Linked DNA regions of Homo sapiens: region 2 is linked to region 1. Evidence: chromatin loops called from intact Hi-C (ENCODE). Cell type or tissue: heart right ventricle. All regions are shown on one strand. Each heading gives the region's core, and the rest is flanking DNA. Links, peaks and the distances in the headings are about the cores only. Region 1 has its middle 110 kb from the start of GALNT17. Region 2 has its middle 170 kb from the start of GALNT17.

The links. Peaks named below come from ENCODE experiments on the same cell type or tissue, not always from the same donor. Only the 100,000 strongest peaks of a DNase experiment are listed, where the experiment ranks them.
Region 2: it touches region 1 in a loop (4-fold over the local background); 2 of 110 quality-filtered maps call a loop at or near these places.

What each region holds. Positions count from the first base shown.
Region 1 is chr7:71,012,723-71,024,596 of GRCh38, forward strand. No RefSeq gene overlaps it. Among named protein-coding and RNA genes, the nearest start is that of GALNT17, 110 kb to the right of the region's middle. In heart right ventricle, for the core only: no CTCF peak of the experiment used is centred there; a DNase peak (open chromatin) is centred at 7,151.
Region 2 is chr7:70,960,991-70,972,864 of GRCh38, forward strand. No RefSeq gene overlaps it. Among named protein-coding and RNA genes, the nearest start is that of GALNT17, 170 kb to the right of the region's middle. In heart right ventricle, for the core only: no CTCF peak of the experiment used is centred there; no DNase peak of the experiment used is centred there.

The DNA.
Region 1 (11,874 bases), core at 5,948-8,447:
CCATGAAAACATCAATGAAAAAAAGCAGGAGTCATCATATTAATGTTGGACAAATCACTACCGATCAATTTTAGACAAAATATAATCAACTAAGTCTAATTGACATTTATAGAACACTTTATTCAACAATAGTAGAATACAAATTTATCTCAAGTACACAAGCAGCATTCATCCCAATAGATCATGTTCTGGGCTAAAAACAAACCTCAAAAAATGTAAAGGAATAGAAATAATACAATGGGCATTCTTGCATCATATCCAAATAGCACTAGAAATTGATAAGAGTTAGTCAGAAACGCCCAATGGTTAGGAATTTAAACACTATACTTTTAAATAGCCCATGGGTCAAAAAAGAGATGTCTTAAGGAAAATTTCAAAGTCTTTTGAAATGAAATAGAATAAATCAGAATTTGTGGGATGCAGAATAAGTAGTCCTTAGAGGGAGATGTATAGCATTGAATACTCATACTCGACAAAGATGAAAAATCACAAAGTTGCTTAAATTTCTACCTTAGGAAACTCATGAGAGAAAAGAAAACCTATTTTGGAGGACAAGGGGAAAGAATTGCTTGAGGCCAGGAGTTCCAGGTAGCCTGGGCAACAAAGCGAAACCCCCAAAAATTAAAAAAAAAAAAATTAGCTGGGTGTGGTGGCATGTGCCCGTAGTCCCAGCTACTAGGGAGGCTGAGGCAGGAGGATCACTTGATCCTGGGAGTCTGAGGCTGCAGTGATCTATGATTGTGCCACTGCACTCCAGCCTGTGGGGGGCAAAGCAAGACCCTGCCAAAAGAAAGAAAGAAAGGAAAGAAAAAGGAGAAAGAAGGAAAGAAAGAAAGAAGAAAGAAAGAAAGAAGAAAGAGAGAAAGAAAAGAAAAAAGAAAGAGAGAGAGGAAAGAAAGAAAGAAAAACAGGAAAGGAAAGGAAGAAAGAGAAAGAAGAAAGAGAAAGAAAAAGAAAGACAGACAGAAAGGAGGGAGGAAGGGAAGGAAGGAAGGAGAAAGGAGAAAGAAAGAGAGAAAGAGAAAGAAAGAAAGAGAAAAGGGAAGAAGGAAGGAAGGAAAGAAAGAAGAAAGAAAAAGAAAGAAAGAGAAAGAAAAGAAAGAAAGAAAAGAAAGGAAGAAAGAAGAAAGAAAGAAAGAAAGAAAGAAAGAAAGAAAGAAAGAAAGAAAGAAAGAAAAGCAAACCTAAAGCAAGCAGCAGGAAGAAGATAAAAATTAGAGCAGACCTCAACCAAATCAAAAACAGGAAAAGAATAGAGAGAATCACAGAAACCAACAGCTGATTCTTTAGAAGCATATCTCCAGAATAAATTCCCAGAAGTGTGTGACGGTTCAAAGAGCTTGTGAATTTTAAATTTGGAAAGACAGCACTGCATAGATCAATTTACATTCCCACCCCAATGTGTGAAAATCTCAGTTTCTGCATATTCTTGTCTGCACTGTACATGATCAATATTTTTATTCTTTGACAGTCTAATACAAATAATAGAAATGGTGCCTTTTCTTGTAAAGTTTTGCCTTCCTCTTCATGTGTTTCTAAGTTAAGTCTATCGTTTTCTGGGAAGTATTTCAAGTCCTTTGCCCACTCATTTTTCTATTGATTAGTTGCTATTTTTCCTTATTGATTCAAAAGTAGTATTTAAATAATTAGTTTAAGGGAACTAACCATTTTCACATACAACAAATTTCCCCTACTTTGTTTTATTTATTTATTTAGAGACAGGGTCTCACTCTTTCATCCAGGCTGGAGTGAGGTGATGTGTTCACACTCACTGCAGCCTCGACTACAAGGGTTCAGGCGATTCTCCCACGTCAGCCTCCTGAGTACCTGGGACCACAGGCATGTGGCACCATGCCTGGTTAATTTTTAAAGGACCACAGGCATGTGCCACCATGCCTGTTTAATTTTTAAAAATTTCTTGGAGAGGTAGTGTTTCACCGTGTTGCCCTGGCTGGTCTCAAACTCCTAGGCTCCAGCGATCCTCCCGCCTCCACCTCCCAAAGTGCTGGGATTACAGGCATAAGCCACTGTACCCAGCCTAATTCCCCCTACTTTGTCCAGTGTATTTTGACTTTGTTCACTGTATTTGCTGCCACCAAGTGTATTGGACGAACCACTCTTTCTCAAACCCCAAAAGCCACAGAAGAGAAAAGTCTCACCTATGCCAAGATTCTTCTAACTCTTTTATTGCTTCATTTTTTACTTTTAAATTTTTTATCTATCCTTTTGATATATAAGGAGTGATGTGTCATTGAATTTCAAGGTTATTTCTGAACATCTGAAAAGCAGTTTGCTGCATTTTTTCTGAAGCCTCTATATTTTTCACACATAATTCATGTTCCTTAAGAAAAATCTGAAAATAGATAAAAAGAATTAAAAACACCCACAATCACATCATTTGGATATACCTTCTATTATTTTATTATATAACATTTCTCAATGAAAAAAATATGTAAATATAACACTTTTTAAAACAAGAAATGGAATTGCAGTACACATCATGTTTTACCATCTGCATTTTTTGATTCACAACATATCGCGATGATCTTTCCAAGGGCATCTTTTTGGTCATGCTTTGGGTTGAAATCGTGATTACGAGGGTTGAGGAAGGTGAAGGAGCAGAGGTGTTTGGATGAATCTTTCATTCTCCGAGTTTGCTGGCAACAGGAAGGAGAACTGAAGGGCGGCAGCTTGAGGACCATCTGGGTTAAGGAGTCATATTTTCCTTGGGATGGAACAGTCCTGCTGTAGACACCAAGGAACGACCGGGAAAGTGAAGGGGAAAATGGGAGGAGGCTGGAGGCAGAGGGGAGGGGTTCTCTTGCCAGGAGAGGAGAGAAAAGGAAGACAGGAGGATGAAGGGATGGATATTAAGAAGCAGAAGGGATGGAATTTAGAGGAGTTCACGCTGCGTGGTTCCAATCTCCCTGAAGCAGATGAGGTCATCGGCTGAGAGTAAGGAGGACTGGAGTGAGTTCGGTGCCTCCAGGAAGCGGGAATGTTGGAGCAGAGGCTCTGGGAACTTCATCAGGGAGCCAAGAAGAGCAGGGGCAAAAGCCAAGTAGGGGAACAGTCGGAGCAGCCACTTGGCTCCGCCAGCCCCGCTCTGGATCCAGGAGCGGAAAAGAGAGGGAGGCTTGAGGCATGGCCAGGGTGGAGGTAGGGGGAGGGGGGATGGATACAGCAGACCCCCTGGCCTGGAGCAAGCACCCTTGGGTGTCCAGAAAGGAGGCCAAATGCAGGGAAGGTTGCCTCTCATCAATACCATGCTCTGGGATGGGTGTGGTGGCTCAGTCACGCCTGTAATCCCAGCATTTTGCGAGGCCGAGGCAGGCAGATCATTTGAGGTCAAGAGTTTGAGACCAACCTGGCCAACATGGTGAAACCCCTTCTCTACTAAAAATGCAAAAATTAGCTGGGCATGGTGGTGCAGGCCTGTAATCCCAGCTACTTGGGAGGCTGAGGCAGGAGAATCGCTTGAACCCAGGAGGCGGAGGTTGCAATGAGCCGAGATCATGCCATTGCACTCCAGCCTGGGTAACAGAGCAAGACACCGTCTTAAAAAAACAAAAAACAAAAAACACCACGCTCTGCCCTCTGCTCAGGTGGTCTTATTTCTGCCTTCCTACTCCAGGGCTCCTATCTGTAGCCTCCCATCCATTTGCCACCCACCTGGCCGCCAGCCTCATCATCCCCTTCTCCTCGAGCTGGGGCCTCCTGATCTTCAGAAACAGACTCCCCCTCATCTCCAGATCCCAGGGAGCAGGAGAAATTCAAGCACTGGCCAGCACTGCATCCTTGAACTCCTCAGCAAGGCACCAAAGTTCTCCATGTATCACTGCCCAAAAATGTCCAGGCAGCCTCCCATCTCCCCGAGGTCCCAACAGCATGACTGTTCAAATCCACAGTGTCTTGAACATCTTGTGCAGAGATGGATCAAGCCATGCTGCTGCCTGAAGGAAGTTTGGAGCAAGTGTCTTAGTCCCTTTGGGCTGCTGTAGCAAAGTGCTATAGGCTGAGTGGCTCAAAAACAGCAGCAATTTATTTCTCATAGCTCTGGAAGCTGGAAGTCCAAGATCAGGATGTCAGCATGGGCGGGGTCCTGGTGAGGCCCCTCTTCTGGGTTGCAGACTTCCAGCTTCTCTCTGTGTCCTCACATGGTAGAAAGACAGCTAGTTAGCTCTCTGGCCTCTTCTTATAAGTGCACTAATCTGGCCGGGCACAGTGGCTCATGCCTGTAATCCCAGCACTTTGGGAGGCCAAGGTGGGTGGATCACCTGAAGTCAGGAGTTTGAGACCAGCTTGGCCAACATGGTGAAACCCTGTCTCTACTCAAAATGCAAAAATTAGCCGGGCGTGGTGGTGGATGCCTGTAGTCCCAGCTACTCGGGAGGCTGAGACAGGAGAATGGCTTAAACCTGGGAGGCGGAGGTTGCCGTGAGCTGAGATTGCGCCACTACACTCCAGCCTGGGCAATACAGTGAGACTTTGTCTCAAAAAAAAAAATTATAACTGCACTAATCCTATTCATGGGGGTTCCACTTTGTGAAAGGCAAATAAATCTTAGGGTCCTTAAATCACTAAGATAAAGGGAAAAGTCAAGCTGGGAACTGCTTCAGGCGAACCTGCCTCCTATTCTATTCAAAGTCACCCCTCTGCTCACTGAGATAAATGCATATCTGATCGCCTCCTTTGAAAGGTGAATCAGAAACTCAAAAGAATGCAACCATTTGTCTCTTATCTACCTATGACCTGGAAGCCCCCACCTCACTTTGAGTTGTCCGGCCTTTCCAGACTGAACCAATGTTCACCTTACATTTGTTGATTGATCTCTCATGTCTTCCTAGAATGTATACAACCAAACTGTGCTCTGACCACCTTGGTCACATGTCGTCAGTGTAAGATTTTCCCTGGGACCTGAAAACTTGAAGGGCTGAGTAACTCCTCCCTTCTCAGGCCCAGTCCCAAGGCGCAAGGCTACTTAGGTCAGCATCGTGCATCAGCAAGATAGCAGAAGCAGGAAGAGAGCCTGCCCGAAGACACGTACCCTGGCCGGAAGTCACGTACCCCTGAAGATCGAGAAAGAGGCCATGTGGGAATAACGTAGCAGTTACGTCAGACTAGGACACTTCTTGTTTACAGGAGACTATAAAACCTTTGCCCTGTCCTCAACTGGGGCTGACGCCATTTTAGGCCTCAGCCCGCCTGCACCCAGGCGCTCATTAAAACAGCACGTTGCTCCACACCGCCTCGTGTTGTCTGTTGGCGCACTCTTGGGGTTCGAATGGATACAAGAACCTTACAGTCAGGACCTCCTAAGGCTGTGTCACTGGCGCACGTTCTCAACCTTGGCAAAGTAAACTTTCTAAATTAACTGAGACCTGTCTCAGATTTTCCGGGTTCACAACTCTTATGACTTAATTACCTTCCAAAGGCCCCACCTCCAAATACCATCACACTGAGATCAGGTTTTCAACACATGAATTTTAGTAGGAGATAGACATTCAGTCCATTACAAAAGAAAACAACAGGGATAATTCATCCAGGCAAATCATTCCAACACAGCGGGGCAGGCACATGACAGAGGCCAGCAAAAGGCATCCCTGGGCCAGGTGTGGCAGCTCACACCTGTAATCCCAGCACTTTAGGAGGCTGAGGCAGGAGGATCCTTTGGGCCTAGGAGTTCGAAACCAGCCTGGGATGGAGCTGCAGCCATCGCTTCTGCAGTCCTATGGCAATACAGGATGGCACAAGATCACTCTCCCAACTTTCACCCTCTGGCTCCTATATTCAAGGAGGCATGGTGGGCCAGGCATGGAGCCTCATGCCTGTAGTCCCAGCACTTTAGGAGCTGAGGTGGGAGGATCCCTTTAGGCCAGAAGTTTGAGACCAGCATGGGCAACATCTGTTTATATATAACATCTCTATATAAAATTAAAAGCTGAGCTGAGGATGGTGGCACATGCCTGTAGTCCCAGCTACTTAGGAGGCTGAGGCAGGAGGATCGTGTGAGCCCAGGAGTTGGAGGCTGCAGTGAGCTGGGATCACACCCCTGCACTCCAGCCTGGGCGATAAAGCAAAACTCTGTCTCCAAAAAATGAAAATAAAAAAAGGACCGCACTAGAGATGAGCTCTAAAGGACAGCAGAAAAGAAAGGGGAAGGGAACTCTAGGCAGATGGAACCCTATGAGCAAAGGTTCCAAGTCAAGAAGAGCCTGCAATGTGGGGTCATTCAAGATCAGAATGGCTTGAAGCTGTGGCAACTGTGGGCCCTGACCCTAGGCATAGGAGGCTCTTTTTTTGAGACGGAGTCTTGCTCTGTTGCCAACCTGGAGTGTAGTGGCGCGATCTCAGCTCACTGCAACGTCCGTCTCCCTGGTTCAAGCGATTCTCCTGCCCCAGCCTACTGAGTAGCTGGGATTATAGGCACGCGGCACCATGCCCAGCTAACTTTTGTATTTTTTTTTTAGTAGAGATGGGGTTTCACCATGTTGGCCAAGATGGTCTCCATCTCCTGATCTCGTGATCTGCCCGTCTCGGCCTCCCAAAGTGCTGGGATTACAGGCGTGAGCCACTGCGCCTGGCCCATAGCAGGCTCTTATGTGCATTGCCGTGGGCTACTGTGGTGTGACCAAGTGTGGGTTCCACCTGGGTGTAGGACACGGGCCCTCCTCCTGGGGCTGCCCAGCCATGCAGGCTTTGAGCCCTCATCGTGAGGCATTTTGCTCTCTATCCTCTGAGCCTATCTCTGCCTGCAGAAACCATCTCCCCTCTGTTCCCAGTGCTGCAATTCCTGCTAAGACCTAGGCAAGGCTTGATGCTGGGTTCTCATTCTCACCGGGGATGCCTGGGCCCTGTGAGTTTCAAGCCAAGTCACTCCTCCACTCTCGCTGGGTGTCTGTCTTCATCCATGACCCCAGGAGGGGGCCTAGAGGGAGGCACAGTGGATGTACCTGCAACCACGGCGTGTCCTCTCCTGCCTTCTCTCTCTTTCCTTTTGTGGTGCTGTTTTATCTGGAACTTTGCTGAAGCGGCAGTTTATTCTAATTCTCTCCAGCAGGACACATTGTATACTGTGGTTCATCATATGCTAATAACATAATTATGTGGTTAGAAGATCAGGTCAGCAGAACATCGGCCAGGATGGGAAATAAAGCCAGGCGTTTTCAGGGGAATGTTCCAAGCATCCCTTTAGCAAGGCCTCTCTGGGCTCCCGGCCCAGGGCACAAGGCTGTGAAACCCTACCACGCAGCGGGAGGATGAGAAGGCAGCTGCCAGGCTGTCCAGTTGAGGTCCCCGACCAGAGACCCCAGGGACCAGTCACCAACCAGCTTGGAAAAACAGGATTAGTCTCTAAATAATGCTTGACAGATTTTTGGAACTTTCTTCTATCCAAAGGGGACCCTGGGGTTTTTAGTCTGGTGTGTAATCTCATAACTACATTGAAGGCAAACAGAAAGTACTAAGATACATGAAAACTTGCTAGTTAGGCCCAAGCACAAGTTCCTTAGTGCTTGGTGAGGCTAGAAACTGGTCTTCTGACCCGGAGAGAAGTTGCTTTTATTCACTCTATGTCTTCTCAAATACTTGCCTGTTACTGCAGCTTCTTCAGAAATGAGGGAGCTGGGAGTCAGGATGGCCGTTCACTCTGGGACAATTGTAGGTCAACTGCAGGAATTTTTTTCCTTTTTTGGAGACAGAGTCTCGCTCTGTCACCCAGGCTGCAGTGCAGTGGCGCGATCTCGGCTCACTGCAACTTCCACCTCCTGGGTTCAAGTGATTATCGTGCCTCAGCCTCCTGAGTAGCTGGGACTATAGGCACGCACCGCCACGACTGGCTTTTTTTTTTTTTTTTTTTTTTTTGTATTTTGAGTAGAGACAGGGTTTTACCATGTTGCCCAGGCTGGTCTCGAATTCCTGACCTCAGACAATCTGCCTCCTTGGCCTCCCAAAGTGCTGGGATTACAGGCGTGAGCCACTACACCCGGCCAGGGGCTCCTTTCTATAGTGCTTTTTTTTTTTTAAAGAGACAGGGTCTTGCTGTGTTGCCCAGGCTGGAGTGCAGTGGTGTGATCATAGCTGCCTGCAGCTTTGACCTCTTGTGCTCAAGCGATCCTCCCGCCCCAGCCTCTTGAGTAGCTGGGACTACAGGCATACACCACTATGCCTGGCTGATTTTTTAAAAAATATTTTTGTAGGCCAGGCCGGGTGGCTCACGGCTGTAATCCCAGCACTTTGGGAGGCCAAGGCTGGCAGATCACTTGAGGTCAGGTGTTCAAGACCAGCCTGGCCAACATGGTGAAAACCCATCTGTACTGAAAATACAAAAATTAGGTAGGTGTGGTGGCGGATGCCTGTAATCCCAGCTACTCAGTTGGCTGAGGCAGGAGAATTGCTTGAGCCCGGGGAGCGGAGGTTGCAGTGAGCCAAGATCCAGCCACTGTACTCCAGCCTGGACGAAAGAGCAAGACTCCATCTCAAAAGAAAAAAAAAGGAGGAGAAAGGAGAAGAGGGATGTCAAGAGGTTAGGAAGCAGATGGTGTGAAACAGACCAGGACTTCAGGCAGCTGAGAAATATTTGTCACACCCTGTGGACATGGCTCTGCTAGCTCTCTTTCTGGTAGGAGAACAGGGTTTTCAAGGTGGAGAGCGTGCGTGAAGGGTTTGTTTATGGAAATCCAAAGGTTCAGTTCATGAAGTTGGCCAGGGGCCCCCTTCTCATCTCTTTCTGGAAACTCTTCCTACTCCCAGGAGCCCCTTCTCTTCCAAGAACCTCCCAGAACCTGGATTTCATTAAATACCAAGGAGGTAAAACACTTTTTAATCATCTGTAAGATTTGAACTCAGGCCCACATCTGTGGTTGTCAAAATGTGGCCCCAGTACCAATGATAGGTGCCTGAGAGTGTGTCAGAAATGCAAAAGCAGACCAAGCGCATTGGCTCACACCCATGATCCCAGCACTTTGGGTAGCCACGGCAGGAAGACTGCTTGAGCCCAGAAGTTCAAGGCTGCAGGGAGCGATGATTGCACCACTGCCCTCCAGCCTAGGTGACAGAGACAGACAATGTCAAAAAAAAAAAAAAATGGTCCAGGCACAGTGGCTTACAAGGCCTATATTCCCAGCGCTTTGGGAGGCCAAGGTGGGAGGATGGCTTGAGCCTAGGAATTTGAGACCTAGGGTTCTCATTTCCTGAGCAATATGGTGAAACTCCATCTCTACAAAAAAATACAAAAATTAGCACATGGTGGCACGTGCCTGTAGTCCCAGCAACTTGGGGGACTGAGGCAGGAGAATCACTTGAGCCTGGGAGATCGAGGCTGCAGGGAGCTGTGATTGTGCCACTGGACTCCAGCCTGGGTGACAAAGTGAGACCCTGTCAAAAGAAAGAAAGAGGAAGAAAGAAAGAAAGAAAGAAAGAAAGAAGAAAGAGGAAAGAGAGAAAAGCGAAGAAAGAAGAAAGAAAAGGAAGGAAGGTAGGAAGAAAGGAAAAGAAGTGCAAAAATAGCTAAATTCTAATTCAGCAGCAAGGATTGCAAAGCGTCTCTCCTCCCTCAGCAGATACCCTTCGGCTGCCAATGTCCAGGTAAGATGTCTTTGTCCTATAAAGCTGGGGCAAAATTAATATTTACCCAGCACCTCACAAGGGCCAGGCATGGAGGTAAACACCTCTCTTTCACCAATGAAGAAACTCAAGTTCAGAGAAGTTCAGTAACTTGCCCAAGTCTGCATGGCTAGGAGGCTGCACAGTCAGCATTTGTTTTTGTTTTTTTGAGACAGAGTCTCACACTGTCGCCCAGGCTGGAGTGCAGTGGTGTGATCTTGGCTCACTGCAACCTCCACCTCCTGGACTCAAGTGATTCTCCTGCCTTAGTCTCCCAAGTAGCTAGGACCACAGGTGTGCGCCACCAGGCCTGGCTATTTTTTGTATTTTTAGTAGAGGCAGGGTTTCACCATGTTGGCCAGGCTGGTCTCGAACTCCTGATCTCAAATCATCCACCCGCCTCATCCTCCCAAAGTCCTGGGATTACAGGTGTGAGCCACCACTCCCGGTCACACAGTGAGCATTTGAACCCAGATCTGGTATTCGTTAAAGCCCTAAGCTCCTGTTGAGTAGAAAACAGTTTTCAAACTTTTTGGTCTCAGGGAAAGTTCCCTCTGCACTCTTAAAAATTATTGAGCACCTCAAAAATCTTTTGTTTATGTGTGCTATATCTAGGGATATTTACTGTGTGAGAACGTAAGGCTGATAAATTCTTAAAATATTAATTCATTTTAAACAATAAGGAACCTATTGCGTGTTTAACATAAATAACACGCTTTAAGAAAGCAGATCTTTCCCAAACAAAAAAGCGTAGTGAGAAGAATGGCATTGTTTTTGTTGTTGTTGTTGTTGTTTATTTGTTTTGAGACAGAGGTTTGCTCTCCTTGCCCAGCCTAGAGTGCAATGGTGCGATCTCGGCTCACCACAATCTCCACCTTGCAGGTTCAAGCAATTCTCCTGCCTCAGCCTCCCGAGTAGCTGGAATTACAGGCATGCACCACCACACCCAGCTAATTTTGTATTTTTTAGTAGAGATGTTTCTCCATGTTGGTCAGGCTGGTCTCAAACTCCCTCACGTGATCTGCCCACCTCAGCCTCCCAAAGTGCTGGGATTACAGGTGTGAGCCACCACGCCCGGCCGGCATTGTTTTATATTTTTGCAAAGCTCTTCAATATCTGGCTGAAGACAGCTAGGTTCTCAAACCTGCCTTTAATCTGTTGCAATACCCCACGTCATGTAGCCTCTGGGAAACACTGTATGCTTGTGAATGAAATGAATGTGAATGAAAAGGCCAATAGCATGTTAGGATTGTTGTAAAGTAGTTTTGTCCCTGCAGACCCCCCAAAAGAGTCTTGAAGAGCCCAGAGATCCCCATACCACACTTAAAGTTTTTTTTAATTAAAAATTTTTAAAAATTTGTATGTGTATATAGTATATATCTATGGCATACATGAGGTACTTTGATACAGGCCTGGAACATGTAATAATCACATCAGGGTAAATGAGGTATCCATCACCTCAAGCGTCTATCATTTTTTTGTGTCACAAATGTTCCGGCTGGGCACGGTGGCTCACGCCTGTAATCCCAGCTCTTTGGGAGGCTGAGGCGGGCGGATCACAAGGTCAGGAGATCAAAACCATCCTGGATAACACGGCGAAACCCCATCTCCACTAAAAAACACAAAAAAATTAGCCGGGCGTGGTGGCGGGCGCCTGTAGTCCCAGCTACATCGGAGGCTGAGGTAGGAGAATGGCGTGAACCCAGGAGGCGGAGCTTGCAGTGAGCCGAGATCGCGCCACTGCACTCCAGCCTGGATGACAGAGCGAGACTCCGTCTCAAAATAAATAAATAAAATAAAAAAACAAATGTTCCAATTATACTCTTTTAGTTAGTTTAAAATGTACCATAAGTTCTTGTTCACCGCAGTCACCCTGCTGTGCTATCGAATAGTAGATCTTATTCATTCTATCTAACTATATGTTTGTACCCATTAATCATCACCACGTACCCCCTCCCTACTACCCTCTTCCCAGCCCCTGGTAATCATCATTCTATTCTCTATCTCCATGAGTTCAGTTGCTTTGATTTTTATCTCCATGAGTTCAGTTTCTTTGATTTTTAGATCACATAAATCAGTGAGAACATGAGAACTTAGACCCAGACTACACTTAGAAAACTGCTGGAATACAGTAAAACTGAGGAATCATCTTAATTTGAGGGCTTGTAGGTGCTCTTTTTTTCTTTCTTTCCTTTTTTTTTTTTTTTTTTTTTTGAGATGGAGTTTCACTCTGTCACTCAGGCTGGAGTGCAGTGGTGTGATCTCAGCTCA
Region 2 (11,874 bases), core at 3,043-5,542, 55 kb before region 1:
CATGCCCAGCTATTTTTGAAAAATATATTTAAAAATTACCACCCTTCACCATTTATTACCATTTTTAAAATGTATTATCATTATACAAAGAAAGATATTTTGTACAATAGGAAAAACAAGTGAAGTAAAGATATTTTAAGATGAATAAAAACTGACAAATCCCTTACAGCGTGTCTGCACTTGAAAAAAGCTAAAGGAAGTCCTTTATACTGAAGGCCAGTTATACCAAAGGGAAACAGACAGTCAAGAATTATGGGCAGAAATAGCAATCATGTGAATACATATGTAATCTACATTTTCTCTTTTTAAAATAGTTTCATTGAGGTATAATTGATATACAAATACCTGCATAATCTAGTGTATACATTTTGATGAGTTTGGACATATGCATGCGCCTGTGATGCCATTGCCAGTTAATACATCCCTCACCTCCAAAAGTTTCCTTGTGTCCCTTTGCTTTTTGTGTGTGTGGTAATAACACTTAAAATGAGACCTACCCTCTTAAATTTTTTTTTTTTTTTGGTTTTTGAGACAGGGTCTCACTCTGTTGCCCAGGCTGGAGTGCAGTGATGCAATACTAGTTCACTGCATCCTTGAACTCCTGGGCTGAAGTGTTCCTCCTGTCTCAGCCTTCTGAGTAGCTGGGACTACAGGTGTGTGCCACTATAAAAAAATTTTTTTTTGCTTAATTAATTAATTTATTTATTTATTTATTTATTTATTGTAGAGATGGGGGTCTCTCTATGTTGCCTAGACTGGTCTGGAACTCCTGGTCTCAAGCGATCCTCCTGCCTTGACCTCCCAAAGTAGTAGGATTCCAGGCTTAAGCCACTACACCTGGCAGTCTCTTAAATATTTAAAAACACCTCCAGCTTGAGTGGGAGGCTTGTGTCCTCTGGGCAGTCACAGATGAGAAGAAACAGGACATCTGGTGCCTCTCCTCAGTCCTGAGGGAACCCGTGTTCTGTCTGTGAAGGAAGCAAAGCAGAGAAATCTGGTTGGATCACAATTGTTCCATGAAGCTCTGAGGAAGTCCTGGAATATTTGGACCCTCTTTAGGGACTCTGACATTCACTGAACTGTGCTTCTAAGTGGCTGATAAATATGAAGGGATTGATTCCTTAACTTAAAAAGTATTTATTCAGCCTGGACAACATAGCAAGATCCTGTCTCTATGAAAAATATTTTTTAAAATTAGCTGGGCATGGTAGTTCGTGCCTGTAGTCCCAGCTACTCAGGAGGCTGAGGCAAGAGGATCACTTGAGCCCAGGAGGTCAAGGCTACAGTGAGGTATGGTTGCACCTCTGCACTTCAACCTGAGCAGCAAAATGATACCGTCTCAAAAAACAAACAAACAGAAAAGGATTTATTGCAAGCAGAAGGCCTCCCTTTGTATTGGGCATAGTAGAACTCTCTTGATGGCTAATTTTATCTGTCAACTTGGCTGGGCCATAGTGCCCATATATTTGCTTGAACATTCTTCTAGATGTTTCTGAAAAGATGTTTTTTGGATGAGATTGACATTTGAATCAGTGGACTTTGACTGAACCTGATTACAATCCAGAATGTGGGTGGGCCTTGTCCAATCAGCTGAAAGCCTGCATAGAACAAAGACTGATCTCCTCTGAGCAAGATGGAATTCTGCCAGCAGGCAGCCTTTTGACTTGAACTGAAACGTCAGTTCTTCCCTGGGTCTCCAGCCTGCTGGCTCACCCTACAGAGTTTGGACTTGCACCTCCACAATTTCTTAAAGGCAGTCTCTCTCGCTCTCTCTTTCTCTCTCTCGCCATACACACATGCACGCGCGCGCACACACACACACACACACACACACACACTATTGGTTCTGTTTCTCTGGACAATCCTGGTCAATACACCTCTGATAAGAATTTTTTTTAAATTATTTATTTGTTTCTTTTAGAGACAGGGTCTTGCTATGTTGCTCAGGCTAGTCATGAACTCATGAACTCCTGGGCTTAAGTGACTCTCTTGCCTCAAACTCCTGAGTGGCTGGGACAATAGGCATGAGCCACCATGCCTGGCTAGGATTTTAATGTTCTCTTTTGTAGCCAAAGCACATAGGTTGCCACCTAGGTGGATCTTAGAAAATCGTCCACTTTAGGTCACCCCAGGCATTTCATCATTGAATCAAGCTGGAGGGACTCTCCATGGAGAAACTTGTCCTGCAGATGGGACACGCATTCCCCACAGGCACGGGGCAGATTGACCTTTGGATATCCCATAGCAGCTTGCCCATCTAAGAGGAGCCTCACAGTTGCCTAGGTCCACTCCAAGTACCAAGTCTCCCCCAGCCCAGGACCTCAGGTACCTCTAGATTTTGGCATATTCTGCATTGTGCAGAGACTGGCTTTGTGTGTTTACAGGGGGCTGTTGGACCGATCCTACCCTGTGTCTCCTGGGAAAGAGCCTCATTTGAATTCAAACCTGCCCTCACATCCTGGAGCTTGCACCACCTTTATCCTTGTGTGCTGCCTGGAGGGTCCACTTTGCTCAAGGCTCAAGACCACTCTGATCTTGGACACTGCACACGTATACACATGTGAGATTTCCTGATTCTATGGCCCACCTGACATCAGTCTTTCCCATCTCTCAGGGGCCTCTTAAAGCTTCTTCTTGAGAACAGAGAGTGTTCCTTTTATCTTCCTCTTCCCAACCTCCAGAAGGAGACTGAGAATATAATAACTAACTCATGCTTGTTAAATAAATAAATAGATGAATATGACTTTCCCCACCCTTTTCCCAAAGAAGCAGGTATACCCCAAGCTGGAAGATTCCCACCTGAGGCCAAAGTAGCTCTTGCATGGCAGCCAGATGTTTTTGTGAACAACTTGTCCACAATAGGGTCTAGACCAAGGCAAATTAGTAAGAAGGATGAGATGGAGACATATTATGCTAGCAAATGTTGGTAGAGAACTTGCCCTGCCACCAAGGTGTTTGCCTTTTTGGTTCCAGTTGGGCTTGGTTAAGGCAGAAAACCCACCTTCATTTGACACTAGTTAATGACTTTTTGGTGTACTTCACTACTCATCCTTCTGGCCCATATCATCTCACTTCTCCATGTACAGAGCCTGCCTAGGACTGGTGGCTTTGGCTTTACCTGTCTCGGATGAGGTATCAGGAGGTTGCCACAAATGTTCTGAGGGAAAAAACTAAAAACAGAACTACCATTTGACCCAGCAATCCCATTACTGGGTATATACCCAAAGGAAGATATATTGTCCTACCAAAAAGACACCTGTACCCACAGCACTACTACCCACAGTAGCAAGGACATGGGACAAACCAAGGTGCCCATCAATAGTTGATTGGATAAAGAAAATGTCGTAGATATACACCACTATGCAACAATAAAAGAGAACAAAATCATGGCTTTTGTAGCAATATGGATGCAACTGGAGGCCATTATCCTAAGTGAATTAATCCAGAAACAGAAAACTAAATACCACATGTTCTTACTTACAAGTGGGAGCTAAAAAATGGGGACACATGGAACAATAAACACTGGGGATTCCAAAAGGAGGGAGAAAGAAATGGAGGGAAGGAAGGGAGCAAAGTTTAAAAAACTGCCTACCAGGTACTATGTTCACTACTTGGCTGATGGGATCATTAGAAGTCCAAACCTCAACATCATGCAATATACCCATGTAGCAAACCTGCAGAGGTACCCTCTGAATCTAAAAACTCCCCCTAAACCAAAAAAACTCCAAAGGTATTTCCAGATTCCCTAAGTGTATCATCTTTCTCTTCCCTGTCAATCAACATATCAGACATCTTTTGAGAACTAGTTTCTTTGTGTATTCATGAATAATTCTAGCTAAATGTATGACTATCCCAGCCATTTTCTTTGGATCTCTCTTCAGTCTTACAGGGATTGGGTTCCTAGAGTTTAAAAGGAGCTGTAGAAGGCCACCCTCATTGCCAATAATAATCAGCCATAAGGGCCACTGATTTTCTCCTAGGTCTTTCTCTCCTACCCATCCTAAATATAGAACTCTTGCAGGAAGACTAGAGGGGTCATGAAGTTGAAGCAAGGAGTGTGTAACTTGAGCTACTGCTTCTTGGAAAAATGTCCAAATTCCTTTTTGCAAGAACTAAGAGGGACTCAATCTAAGATGCTGGCCAGGGGTCACAGTGAAGGTGGGATTCTATTCTGTGACTCCCAAGAGTGGAGTAAGTCTGAGAGTGGATGAGAGGGCACTCGGCAAAATCAGTGACCAAGACCAAAGGCCAAATCCATAAGGCCAGGACACAAGCATGAGTGGCCAAACTGTAACGAAGGGAAAGTCAAGCCAAGGGGTGTCAGAGGCAGTTGCAGAGACTGCGATATTACAGGTTGAATTATGTTCTCCCAAGAATGATAGGTTGAAGCCCTCCCCTCCCCCAACCCAGTATTCAGAATGTGACTGTATTTGGAGACAAAGTCTTTAAAGAAGTGTCTTAGTCCATTTTGTCTTGCTATAATAAAATACCACAGACCGAGTAATTTATAAATAAAAGAAATTTATTTCTCACAGTTCTGGGGGTTAGGAAGTCCAATATCAAGGTACTGGCATCTTATGAGGGCCTTCTTACTGTGTCATCCCATAGAAGAAGGCAGAATGGTGACAGAACATACTCAACAGAGAAAGGCAAGAGAGGGCCAAATTCACTTTTATAGTAAATCTACTTTGTGATAATGAATCCACTCCCATGACAACAACATTAATGCATGCATGAGGGCTCTGTCCTCTTAAAGGTCCCACCTCTCAACATTGTTGCATTGGGCATTAGGTTTGCAACATATGAGCTTTGGGGGATACATTCAAACCACAGCAAGAGGTGATTAAGTTAGAATGAGCTTGCCAGAGTGGATCCCTAATCCAATCTGACTGGTGTCGTCATAAGAAGAGAAAGAGAAATCAGGGATGCACTCACATAGAGAAAAGTTCATGTGAGGATATAGGGAGAAGGTGGCCTTCTGAAGCCAAGGAGAGAGGCCTCCAAAGGAACCAACCCTGCCAACACTTTGATCTTGGATTTCCATCCTCCATAACTGTGTGACAATAAATGTCTGCTATTTGGGTACCCCAGGTATTTTGTTGTGGCAGCTTAATGATACGGCTAAGGTGTCCCTGCCTCAATGTTGCTGGTCACCAGTCAGGTGGATCAAAGCTGGGTTGGGCTGAGTTAAGGATATAAAGTTGGGATTGGGTAACTACCATGTGGCTTCCTTAAACTTAAGAAAAAGGGGACAGAAGGCAGCTCTGGATGTTGACAGAATCTCCTGACCCCTCAGTTGGAAGGAGAACAAGCTCAAGCCTCCTTGTGGTTTTGGTCTCTGAGGAGGGATGGCTTCGCTTCTGTTAACCCCTCCCTGGGTCTGGCCCTTTAAATTACTCAGGTTGTTGAGGTTCTAAGAGGCTCAGGTCTCTCAGCCTGCCCTGCTCTGACTCAGCCTCCTCATCTGCTTGTCTGCAGTAAGGTCTAGACCAAGACAAATTAGTTAGAAGGAAGAGATAGAGACATATTATGCTAACAAATGTTGGTAGGGAACTTGCCCTGCCACCAAGGTGTTTGCCTTTTTGGTTCCAGTTGGGCTTGGTTAAGGCACAAAACCCACCTTTATTTAACACTAGTTGTTTGGGTTAGGTTAAACAATTGCGTTGGTGTGGTTCACTTTGTAATAAATTGAGGTGGAGTGATTTCAGCATGTTGGCAAGCTGGGTCTGATGATACCTACATATGTAGTTCTAAATGAAAGTTAGTATGAAAAAAGGATTTTTATCACACAACTCTGTTTATGTTAAATATATCTTTTGCCCAAAACACCAGTGACAACTTTTAATCCAATATAATAATTCACTGTCATACAAAGTCCTATAAGTTATTAATGTGCTATATCTACATCTTTATTCAGGAGTCATAAACACCCTAAGAGACAGGCAGGATGCATATTAGTTAACTCTGTCTTACCAAGAAGGAGAAGTAATCACTGGATCTGAAATCTGAAGCTCCCTTCTCTGTTCTGGCATTCTTTCAGTTTCTTGGTATTTGATTTTCATGAATAATAATACTTTCCCCTGAACTGCCTGGTTTTGCAATACGTACCCTTATGGAAATAGGGTACCTCTTCACCTACTCTTTGGCCTGATGTAGATATGGCCTAGAATGCATGCTGACTCTCCTATGTTCTGTAGCTGTAGGACAAAATCCTTATTGTATAAATTTTTGTCCAGCTCTGGGAGACAAGAAAATGACTCCAGTACTCCAAAGTGAGTATCAATCTCACTGTGCATCAGAATCACCTAGGAGCTCTAAAAAATGATACATGTCTGGGTCCCACCCCAGTGATTTGTTTTCATTTGGTGTTACTTTTAAGTTGTCCAAGGTGATACTCACATGCAGGCAGAGTTGAGTACCACTGGGCTAAGATAGGATCCATTTTACGTTTGGTCACCAGTTAAGGAAGCATCCCCTTTCCAGGTATTGGACATTAGGAGCATTATTTCTCCTCAACAACGGCATTGGCTGATCCTTATACTTAAACTGTTTCTCCATTGGGTCTTCTTCAGTGTGCCTGATTCCCATGGGTGAAATCAGAGAGGATGTCATCTGCTTTCACTTAAGAACTGAGTTATAGCCAAAACTGAATTATAGACTTCACTGGGGGGAAAATGTGAGATAACAAATCCTCAGGGGACTTGCCAGGGAAACGGAGACTTGGTTGATGGCTGCTACAAATAATACACATAAGCCCCCTCATCTTTGTCCCATCTGGGATCTTAGGAGTTTGCTTTGTGTGGGGGACCCTGAAGGGGCAAGCCATTCTGGGTTATTGGCATGCTGGCTTTTTCTGGGCCTGGCTCTCCATGGACCCCGAAGCATTGATCCAGTATGAGGGAGCACAGAGGAAGAAACAATGCCCATAGGGAACACCCACAGGGAGTTGTGAGTTCACTCTGGGCCCTGTGGATTTCTTGATGTTTCTTTATCATCATCATCCCGTAATCAGAATTTAATGCTGTTCAGTGTTCAATGCCTCTCTCTGCATGTGAGTATCACCTGGAGAACTTAAAAGTAACACCAATCAAAAACAAATCACTGGGGTGGGACCCAGCCATGTATCATTTTTTGGAGCTCCCAGGTGATTCTGATGCACAGAGAGATTGATATTCACTTTGGGATGCTGGAGTCCTTTTCTCATCTCCTCAAGCTGGACAAAAATTTATACACAGAGGAGGAGGAGCAAGTGAGCCTTCTCAGAGGAAGCAACATTTGAGCTGGACTTTGGAGGCTAAGCAGCAGATCATAGAGGCTAAGATGGAAGGAAATGAGAGCCTGCTAGTCCAAGGGCAAAACAATTTCTCTCCTTACACTCATGTATCATCAACTCAGTGCAGGAGAAATGGGGAATTGGCCAATTTGGGCCCATGCAAAAGGCTTGGCAGGCATTTGGGTTTTCTCAGGTGCCATATGTAGTTGTGGCTGTGGACACCTGGGAACACTGAGCAGTTGCACATACTACAGAAAGGGCCAGGGGACACCCTCAGGGACTTGTGAGTTTACTCTGGGCCCTGTGGATTTCTTGGTCTTTCTTTATCATCATCATCCCGTAGTCAGAACTTAATGCTGTTCAGTGTTCAAGGGTGCCATTGTCTCACAATTTTGTGAAGTGAACAGAATGGGGATCACTGTCACCATCTGACTGATACAGAAACTGAGGCATTTTGATTGGTGTTACTTTTAAGTTCTCCAGGTGATACTGGAGAACTTAAATGACATGGCTAAGGAATAATAGAATGGCAACTAGAAACCTAATTCTGGGCTCTGAGCACCCAAGGGTTTACAAGTGTTACCCAACCAATCTGGGTCTGTTAGCCTGAGCGCAATGGAAAGCCAAACATAGAAGCATCAGGTTTTTGCATTGAGAAAGTTTATTGCAAGCCAATGGGCAAGGAGACAGGAGGAAGTGCTCAAATCTATCTCGCCGAGCTGGGGATTGGGGCAGGTTTTATAGTCAGAGGGTAACGAGGCATAATCTGGTTGGATCTTGCAATGGGGTGATGCCAGGCCTGGATCTGATTGGATCCTGGATCCTGCTATGCTGTGTCCACTGTGTAATTCAGTCCCTGGTCCTCAATTCAAGCCCTTAGGTTCCATCCATGGATGCATACTTGGTTCATCTGGGCATGCTCAGGTTATCTGACCTTCAACTTGGCAGCCACAGGAACTGAAAAACAACCCAGAACTTTGTTACATAAAAGTTGAACAGGATTGGTCTGATGAGGCTACACGGACTCCTTTTTAGACCTCAGACACATTTGTGAATGGGGTTAAGATATCTTTCAGAGACATTACCATCAAGACATCCATACTTTGGCCCTGTGGTTCACTGACAACACAATCAAATGCGTACCATGATCTGTTCTGAGCACCTTAGTCTATTAATTAACTTCATCCTCACAATATCTCCATTTTACAGATGAGCAAACTGATGCATAGGGGTTGAGTGACTCCCCACAGAAGAGTCCTGCTCTTCATCATGCTGCCTGGATACAGCAGGGGCTTAAGAATCAGACAAATGTGAATGACAGCCTGGTGTTGCTACAGGTTTGCTGCAATCATGAGCCCATTTGAGTCTGCAGGTCTGCAGCTGTGGACAAGGAGGGCCAGGGAAACACTTACTCTGTTGGGTTGTTGTGAAGGTAAAATGAGGTCACCTCTGCAAAGCACCCAGCATGGTGTCAGGGACCTGGTAGCGTTCCATCCGCATTAGGGTAGTCTTACTGAGCAGGTCAGAGGGGACAGGAGCAGGAGGTGTGGTTGCTGGGGAGGGCCTCTCAGGCTCAACGACATGATCATGCCCTTCTCAAGGTCTGTGTCATCCACCATGCTGCACTCTGTAAAAGCTGCTTCCGTGGCCCATGCAGAACATTAGTGGCCATGTGGCATTTCAAAAATGGCCATGGCGGAACCAGCAGCAGCTGAGGAGTCAGGGAACAATAAATTAAATCAGGCTTCCAGCTTATATGGCTTCATGGTGACCTCCCAGGAACACATTTCAATATAAATAACTTACCCGCTAAAGGGATATTGAGCCCGCCACTAGGAGCCACAGGGATAATAACAAATTCTTTATTTTGTGAATCAAAGAGAGGCATCCCATGGTAAAAGTGAGAACCCTGGACCGGGAGCCTGGAGTTCTGGGCCCCTATCCTTGGTTGGCCACAAGGCAGCAAACCTGAGCCTCCTTGTCCTGTCTGCTCAGGCCAGAAAAATCTCAGAAATATTTCCTCAACGTTGTCTTGCCTCTTGTGCACGTCTCCACAGACATTGAGCACTTGGACAAGTCAGATCAACTGCTAGTGGTTTGAGCAGCATTTCGCACCCACAGGCACAGGCACACACAGTGTCAGAGAAAGAAAAGGCCCTTCTCCCAAATGTTACTTTGAACAGATAAAAATAATTCAAGTGATTTTTCAATCCAAGGGCAGCCAGAGGCAAATGGACAGGAGGGCATAGTGGAAATGATAAGTGCCAGAGCTCCTGCCTTGGAAACATTAACTCTGTCCTTGGGATGGCTTGGGCAGAGGAAGCAGCTATTATGCGATGAAAAGAGCTGGGATTTGTTCTTGTCATGGCCTCTGCAAACCTCCCTCCTTTTGTTTCAGGCTGGGTTGGCTTCCCAGGCCCAAAGATCATTTTCTCTTCTTTCATCAGGACAGCCTCACTCTTGATGAGCTGGACTCCTCTTGCTGGGTCACCACGCCAGACCCGGTGACATCTGACCCAGCCCTTGACTTCCAGCATTGGCTCAACTTCAGGTTATCTTCTGCTCTCGAGAGGCTGTTTTCATTGTTACCACTGCACAGAGCTGAAAGTGTGTGGCATCTCTCCCCTCTTTTGCTCCTGCTCCGGCCATGTGATATGACTATTCCCACTTCACCTTCTACCATGAGTAAAAGCTCCCTGAGGCCTCCCCAGAAGCCAAGCAGATGCCGGCATCTTGCTTCCTAAACAGCCTGCAGAACCGTGAGCCAATTAAACCTCTATTATTCATAAATTACTCAGTCTCAGGTATTCTTTTATAGCAATGCAAGAATGGCCTTGCACACAGTGTCTCACTCTGTCACCCAAGCTGGACTGCAGTGGTCAGTAGCTGAGTGTCAGAGTCTACAGGGCTAGCCAGCCACATCTATCTCAGCTAGGAAATAAACAACCTGAGAAGTGAAAAACTGTCCATCTCCAGATTAAAATTTTAAAAAGGCTTAAATTCTAACCATACCTCCATTATGGAAGAGAATATGTTCCACAACACACTTTGTGGTCACAAATGTGTACTGGTGGCATACAAAGTCACCTCAGGGCACAAGAATTCCCTCTCTCCTTTCCTTCTTTCTTCTATTTGGAAATATTTCTCAAGTACCTATTACAAGGAAGAAACTCAGAGAGACTCATAAAGGAGTTGGAGAGAGAGAAGACAGAGCCTGTGCTCCCCAGTGGGAGATACAGAAACACAAAGCAAGTATTCCAAGGTGGTGCATTAAGTCCTATAACAGCGGAAAAACAGGAGGCCACAGGACAAGGACAGGGGGCATCTTATTCAACAGTGAAATGAACAGGGGAGCAGGGTCAGCAAAAATTATAGAGGAAGAGATGGTTGAGCTGAGCTTTGAGAACAAGGAAAGGCATGGAGTAGCTTTCCAGACAGAGGGTGCACAAAGCATTAAGCCAGAGAGGGTGGTGCTGCAGCCACATGCAACAAGACCTGCCAGGCTGGAGCTCAGTGTGCAACCTGGACCACATCCAAAATGGATACATGGCCTGGACGGGGCTTCACGGCACCATGCAAAGAGATTGGAGCTTTACCTGGAAGGCTCTCTGGAGCTGTATCAGTCTAGGTCCAGTTGGGAAGACTACAGACTCCCACTAGGTATTTCAAACGAGGGTATTTAATACAGGGAATTGGGTTTGGTATGGTGGCTCATGCCTGTAATCTTAGTGCTTTCAGAGGCTGAGAAGAGAAGATTGCTTGAGACTAGGAGTTTGAGACCAGCTTGGGCAAACTAGTGAGACTCTGTCTCTGCAAAAAATAATAATAATAATAACAAAGCTGGATGCAGTGACATAAGCCTGTAGTCCCAGCTGCTAGGGAGGCTGAGGTTGGTGGCTTCCCTGAGTCCAGGTGTTCAAGGCTGTAGTGAGTGAGCCATGATTGCACCACTGCTCTCCAGCCTGGGCAACAGAGTGAGACGCTGTGTGCAAGGCCATTCTTGCATTGCTATAAATGAATGCCTGAAACTGAGTAATTTGTAAAGGAAAAATGTTTAATTGGCTCATGGTTCTGCAAGTTGTACGGGAAGGATGACGACGGCATCTGCTTGGCTTCTGGGGAGGCCTCAGGGAGATTTTATGCAGTGTGGCAGGCTGGCATAAAAAAGGAGATGGGATGTCACATGGCCAGAACAGAAGGAAGGGAGGGGAGAGATACCACACACTTTCAAACAATCAGATCTCGTGAGAACTCACTCACTATCTTGAGGAAAGCACCAAGCCATGAAGGATCCAAGCTCATGACCCAAACACCTCCCACCAGGCCCCACCTTTGACACTGAGGATTACAATTCAACATGGGACTTAAAGGGGACAACATCTAAGTCTTATTACCCAGTCTCTAAAATTTAAAAAAATCTCTCTCTCATACATCAATTCTATCTATCTATCTATCTATCTATCTATCTATCTATCTATCTATTTAATCTATCATATCTATCAACCTATTCTATAATCTATCTATCATATCTATCTATGTAATCTATCATATCCATCTATCACATCTATTTATCTACCATATCTATCTATCCTATCATCTAT